Linked DNA regions of Homo sapiens: region 2 is linked to region 1. A link is a contact called in ENCODE Hi-C or POLR2A ChIA-PET data. All regions are on one chromosome and are shown on one strand. The core of a region is the stretch at or near the end of the contact, and the rest is flanking DNA. Distances in the headings are between cores, read along the strand shown.

Region 1 (3,056 bases), core at 323-2,822:
GACAGGTGGGCACCCCAGGCCAGGTAGGACAATCAGCCATGAATATCAGACTCATTCTAGGTGGGAAGCGACTGTAGGGTTGTTTGAGGAGAAGAGGGAATGGTGACTGCTTTGATTTGCATGTTCAAAAGTATAACCATTAGGTTGAAAGAGCAGGATCCCAAATGTGTAGGAGAAATCACTCACCAACTCCTTGATTCAACATTCCAGGGTTATTCCTTCTTTTCTTCTTAGAAAAAATTAGTAGAATACACGTAACTTAAAATTTACCATCTTAACCATGTTTAAGGGAACAGGTCAGTGGCATTAAGTACATTCATATTGTTGTGCGACCATCTTGCAAAATTGAAACTCTCTGCCTATTAAAAACTAACTTCTGATTCCCCACTTCCCCAACCCCTGGTGACCACTTTCTCTCTCCTCTATGAATATGACTCCCCTAGGTACCTCATATTAGTAGAATCACACAGTATTTGCCCTTTCGTGACTGGCTTATTTCACTTAATATAATGTCCTCAAGGTTCATCCATTTTGTAGCATGCATCCGAACTTCCTTTCTTCCTAAGGCTGAATGATATTTCATTGTATGTGTGCCATGTTTTGTGTATCCATTCATCCATCAGTGAACTCTCGAATTGCTTCCACCTTTTGACTATTATGAATAATGCTGCTATGGACATGGGTGTACAGACAGACAAGGCCCTGCCTGCAATTATTTTGTAAATATACCCTCAAAGGCTTTTTCTTGAATCCTGATTCTGGGAATTACACTATACTAAACACTATGGGGGTTTAGAAACCTAACTATGACAGTCTCTGACACCCCAAAGAGACAGGAAAATGCCCCCACCCCTCTCTCTGCAGCTTTCAGTGGAGTAAATAAATAAGTGGTGACTGATGTGATTAAAAAGACAGAACTAGTTAACAGGACTGGGTAAGATGCTTAGGTCAAGTCAATAAAAGATGAAGAACCACTGGAGGGTTTTTGTTTGCTTGCTTGCTTGGTAAATTGGTTGGTTAGTTGGTTGTCTGATTTGTTAAAAAATTAAATTAAGTTAAACATAGAAGCACCTGAACTGAATTAGGCTACAGAAAAATCCCACCAGAGTCCATATGTAGGATGAATTGGAGAAGGAGGGGAAACTGGAGACAGAGGGCCTAGAGAGGAGGCTGTGGTAATAGCCCAGACAAGAAAAAATCAGGGTCTTAAATGACACCGTATCAGTGGCCATGGAAAGAAAGGACTCTTTCTTTGAGGTTAGTGCCCATTTGCGATTGGTTGACCCTGATTTCAGCAAGATCTGGTCTCTGAGCCCACAATGTGCCTCTACCTTCTGGACTGTCAGCCTCTGTCAGAGGTAGAACATTTCTTCCCCTAGGGGATCCTTCCATGAAGAAACATCTCCATCTGCTTCATCTCCTGCTTCCTTGTGACCAAATGAAATCCACCCAGGAGAGCTCTGCATCACACACCAACGGTCTCAGGGCTGTTTCCAGCAGCAGCTTTGAAGGACAGCTTCTCCGAGCAGGAACTCCCACTGGGCAACTCAAGAAGCCTCTAGGCGACTCAGTCCCTTTAGCTATTTTTAGTGTGCCTTTTACATTCAGAAACTGGAAACCTTCTGTACAAACTCATTTTTTTTCTGCTTCCCTCAGGCAGAAAGTTTCAATCTTAAACCTTCATGCTAAATGACACAATGTTTGAGAATTTAGCTTACTTTCTTTCCTCATTGTTACCGCACTATTCATACCTCTAAGTATGCAAAGAGCTCTGAATCTTACAGTTCCGGCTCAAGCAGCAGTCAAATTGCAATGAATGAGGTCTCTAACTGTATTAAGACCATGATGTCAAGCTGGGGGTGGGGTGGGGAGGGTGTGCAAAACTATACAGTCATTGAGGGACACAAACTTCAACCTCCACCTCCACCCCAAACACACTACAAAAAGTAATGCCTTAAGCTTGAACATGAGCACCGTGTAAGAGGTCCTCACGTCCAGAGTTTGTCCTAAAAGATCTTTCTTTCCTTTCCTTTCCTTTCCTTTCTTTTCCTTTCCTTTCCTTTCTTTTCCTTTCCTTTTCTCTTTCTTTCTTTCTCTTTCTTTCTTTTTTCTTTTTCTTTCTTTCTTTCTTTCCTCTCTCTTTTCTTTTCTTGTTTTTTTTTTGTTTTTGTTTTTTTTTTTTTTTTTTGAGATGGAGTCACACTCTGTCACCCAGGCTGGAGTGCAGTGGCATGATCTCAGCTCACTGCAACCTCCTGCTCCCGGGTTCCAGCGATTCCTCTGCCTCAGCCTCCTGAGTAGCTGGGACTACAGGCACCCGCTACCACACCTGGCTAATTTTTGTATTTTTTAAGTAGAGGCAGGGTTTCACCATATTGGCCAGGTTGGTCTTGAACTCCTGGCCTCAGGCGATCCGCCAGCCTAGGCCTCCCAAAGTGCTGGGATTACAGGTGTGAACCACCACACCTGGCCATAAAATTTTATTTTTTAAAGAGCATTCTTTAGGAATAGGATATAACTAGCTTAAAAAAAAATCTACTTTAACATCTTATTTGCTTGGTACTATTAAGAATTCTAGAAGAAATTGAGCCATGTGACAGTAGAAACATTAATGTTTCATGTTCCATTTACTTTTTTTTTTTTTTTTTTTTTTGAGACATGCTGGAGTGCAGTCGCATGATCACAGCTCACTGCAGCCTCGATCTCCTGGGCTCAAGCCATCCACCCACCTCAGCCTCCCTAGTAGCTGGGACTACAAGCATATGCCACCATACCCAGCTGATTTTTTTCTTTTTTTTCATAGACCTGAGGTTTCTCCATGTTGCCTAGGCTGGTCTCAAACTCCTGGACTCAAGCAATTGGCCAGCCTCAGCCTCCCAATCATTTACTTTTTCTTACTTGCAGTACCCACTGCAGAAAGTCAGACTACTAACAAACGTCTATAATTGGCTAATCTCTGAAGTACTGGAAAAACATCCAGAAGAATAGGACATGAAGCTGACAACACGCTTCATGAGGAATATGACATAAACTTATCCCCCCTTGCCCAGTTTTTT
Region 2 (3,056 bases), core at 399-2,898, 170 kb before region 1:
CAAGGGGAAACAAGAGCCTTTTTAGTACACCTCATCCCATCACCCACACCTAGAGCGTCTACACTCCATGCACCACACGTACCACTTGACACATGGGCTCTAAACCTGGAGAATCTCGTTATCCAGAGCAGAGAGCTCCCCTACCCCATGTGTCCAGGCATGTCTGGGAGGGGGCAGCTGGGGCAGCAGGATGCTGGGCTAGTTACCTCCACTACCCTGTTGAGGCTCCAAATCCCAGGGAGACAAACAGATATTTCCTTTGTAAGCCAGGACACGAAAAAGTGGGGAAGCCCTGCCTTAGGGTAGATTCATCTTATTCTCCCATTGGGCAAAAATGACCATGAAAACCCAAAAGAGTTGAGAACATGGACTCAAAGGGATATGTGCACACCCACATTCGTGGCAACACTATTCACAACCAAAAGTGGAAGCGGCCCAAGTGCCCATTGACAGAAGAATGGATGAAAAAAATGTGGCATGGCCATACAGTGGAATATTATTCCACTTTAAAAAGAAAGAAAATCTGAGCCAGGTGTAGTGGCTCACACCCATAATCCCAGCACTTTGGGAGGTGGAGGCAGGAGGGTCCCTTGAAGCCAAGAGTTCCAGACAAGCATGAGCAACATAGTGAGTCCCTCTCTTTACAAAAATAAAAATTCAAAAATTAGCTACGCATGGTGGTGCATGCCTGTACCCCTGGTTATTCGGGAGGCAAGAGGATCCTTTGAGCCCAAGCGTTCTAGTCTGCAATGAGCTATGATCACACGAGTGCACTCCAGCCTGGGCAACAAGGCAAGACCCTGTCTCAAAAAAAAGAGGAAAAGAGGAAGAAGAAAGAAGAAGAAGAGGAAGAAGAAGAAGAAGAAGAAGAAGAAGAAGAAGAAGAAGAAGAAGAAGAAGAAGAAGAGGAAGAGGAAGAGGAAGAGGAAGAAGAAAGAAGAAGAAGAAGAAGAGGAAGAGGAAGGAGCAGGAGGAGGATGGAGGATGGAGGATGGAGGATGGAGGGGGAAGGGGGAAAGAATTCTGACACATGCTACAATATGTTGAATCTTGAAGACACTGCTGGGTGACATAAGCCAGTCACAAAAGGACAAATGCTGTCTGATTCCACTTATATGAGGTTCCTGGAGTAGTCAAACTCATAGAGACAGAAGTAGAATGCTGGTTGCCAGTGGCTGGGGAGAGGGGAAATGGAGAGTTATTGTTTAGTGGGCATATAGTTTCAGTTTGCAAAGATGAAAAAAACCTGGTAGCGATTGTTGAACAATGTGAACGTACTTAATGCCACAGAACTGTACGCTTAAAAATAGTTTAAATGGTAAATTTTATGGCACGCGCATTTTATCGAAATTTTTAAAGGGACTATGAAGGGTAACGTGTATGAAATAAAATGGTTAGAACTCTCTTGCGGTCCTTTCGATACATTCTAAACCTGAGTTGGGGTTGCGGGAGGGGTAGGTTGAGAGATTTCTTTCCAGAAAGAAAACAGCCACAACCACAACACCTCCACTCCCCACCGCGCCAGAAGGTGGCCAGCACGGGGATGCGCTGCGGCAAACCTAGGAGGGACCCAAAAGCAGAAAATCCTAGAAAAGAGTTCCTGCGGATGGAACAGCGGGGCGGCTCTGAGATGCAGTCTGTGTCCCCGCTCAGCTGGGGAATTGTCTGCCCTCTAGAGGCGGGTCTGGGTAGCAATTAAAGAATGTTTCTCTGGGCTCCTTTAAAGAGGAAAAGTGAAGCCAAGACGGAGGGTACAAGAGAGGAGACCAGGACTTCCGTCTGCTGCTGATGAAAGAGGCAAAAAGCTCTGGGAAATCTCTGCTCTCTCCTTTCTTTCAGAATGTGATCGTTTGGAGCTAGAGGGCATGAAGTGACCTGCTGGCCGCCTTGCCACACCAAGTCAGAGCCGTCCCTAAGAACCCACACCTGCCGTACAGACCCTGAGCTCCTGCTCCTCTTGAGCCTTCAAGGATAGAGTTAGGCAGGAGGAATTCATGGCCAGAGACTTACTACCCCATAGAACAGATGTGTTTCTAAATCTAGCCAAGGTTGCATAACATGGAATTCTTTATCTTCAATTTTGAAAACAAATGGTTTGTCCTAAAATTAGAATGTGGTGGTGGTTGCACCATTCTGTGAATATACTAAAACTCAATACACTGCATAATTAGATGAGTGAATTTTATGATGTGTGAATTATATCTCAATAAAGCAGTTTAATTAATAAATGGTTGCCCCACAAGCTGATTTTTTTTTTTTTAAGAGATAGGGTCTCACTGTCGCCCAGGCTGGAGTGCAGTGGCACTATCTCGGCTTGCTGCAGCCTCAACCTCCTGGGCTCAGGCAATCTGCCTCCCTCAGCCTCCCAAGTAGCTGGAACCATAGGCATGCGCCACCACACCTGGCTAATTTTTTTATTTTTTTAGAGACAAGGTCTTGCTATGTCGCCCAGGCTGGTCTCAAACTCCTGCACTCAAGTGATCTTCCTCCTTGGCCTCCCAAAGCTCTGGGATCACAGGTGTGAGCCATCGAGCCCAACCTCCACAAAATGATTTAAAATTTCTTTATGGAAATCTCATAAGCACAGAGGACATTTGTTGGGTTGTTTGTGTTCTTGACTGCCCAGCGCCTGATCCCTCTTTGAAATAGCACCTTGCTCTTGCTGTGGAAGCTGAAGGGAACAGAATCTCCATTTCGGATCCTCCCACAGCACAGGAGAGGCGAGGAGGGTGTGAACTGGACTTGGCTCTGAAGCAAGATGCCAGACCCCAAAGAACAGCCGAGAAGGTGGTGCTGACTGGCCAGCTCCTGAGGGCCCTGCGGGGCCTCTGGCCTCTTCCCACCATAAAGGTCCATGGTTCCGGCCCTTTTGCAAACAGATCCTTTGGACTCACAAAGTCCCAACAGGCCTTCCAATCAATTCTCTTTTGTCGAAGACAGCAGGACACCATTTCTGTCGATTGAGTCCAAGAACTCTGAACAATATATGTGAGAGAACTGGGATGTTCAAAGAAAAGCTGAGCATTTGTTTATTTGAGGTTTGTTTGTGTGTTTTA

Evidence for each region. A loop is a pair of places that touch in the nucleus more often than their neighbours do. ChIA-PET counts read pairs that join two places held with the same protein, here RNA polymerase II (POLR2A). Pooled maps may share reads with other maps.
Region 2: a loop to region 1 is called in a pooled map, with 3 times the contacts of the local background. The contact joins two enhancer-like sites. A Hi-C loop is called at or near these places in 1 of 168 maps with a recorded cell type or tissue (K562) and 7 of 50 pooled maps. POLR2A ChIA-PET finds 5 or more read pairs at or near these places in 4 of 52 experiments (GM12878, T-cell, WTC11 and 1 more).

Annotation. Positions count from the first base shown.
Region 1 is chr1:234,493,824-234,496,879 of GRCh38, forward strand. No RefSeq gene overlaps it. Among named protein-coding and RNA genes, the nearest start is that of TARBP1, 16 kb to the left of the region's middle. RefSeq lists an enhancer at 1,312-1,521. Within about 2 kb of position 1,573, at least 10 of the 41 ENCODE cell types and tissues checked have a DNase peak (open chromatin) inside an H3K27ac peak, as active enhancers do.
Region 2 is chr1:234,325,128-234,328,183 of GRCh38, forward strand. No RefSeq gene overlaps it. Among named protein-coding and RNA genes, the nearest start is that of MIR4671, 20 kb to the left of the region's middle. RefSeq lists an enhancer at 1,455-1,624. Within about 2 kb of position 1,649, at least 5 of the 41 ENCODE cell types and tissues checked have a DNase peak (open chromatin) inside an H3K27ac peak, as active enhancers do.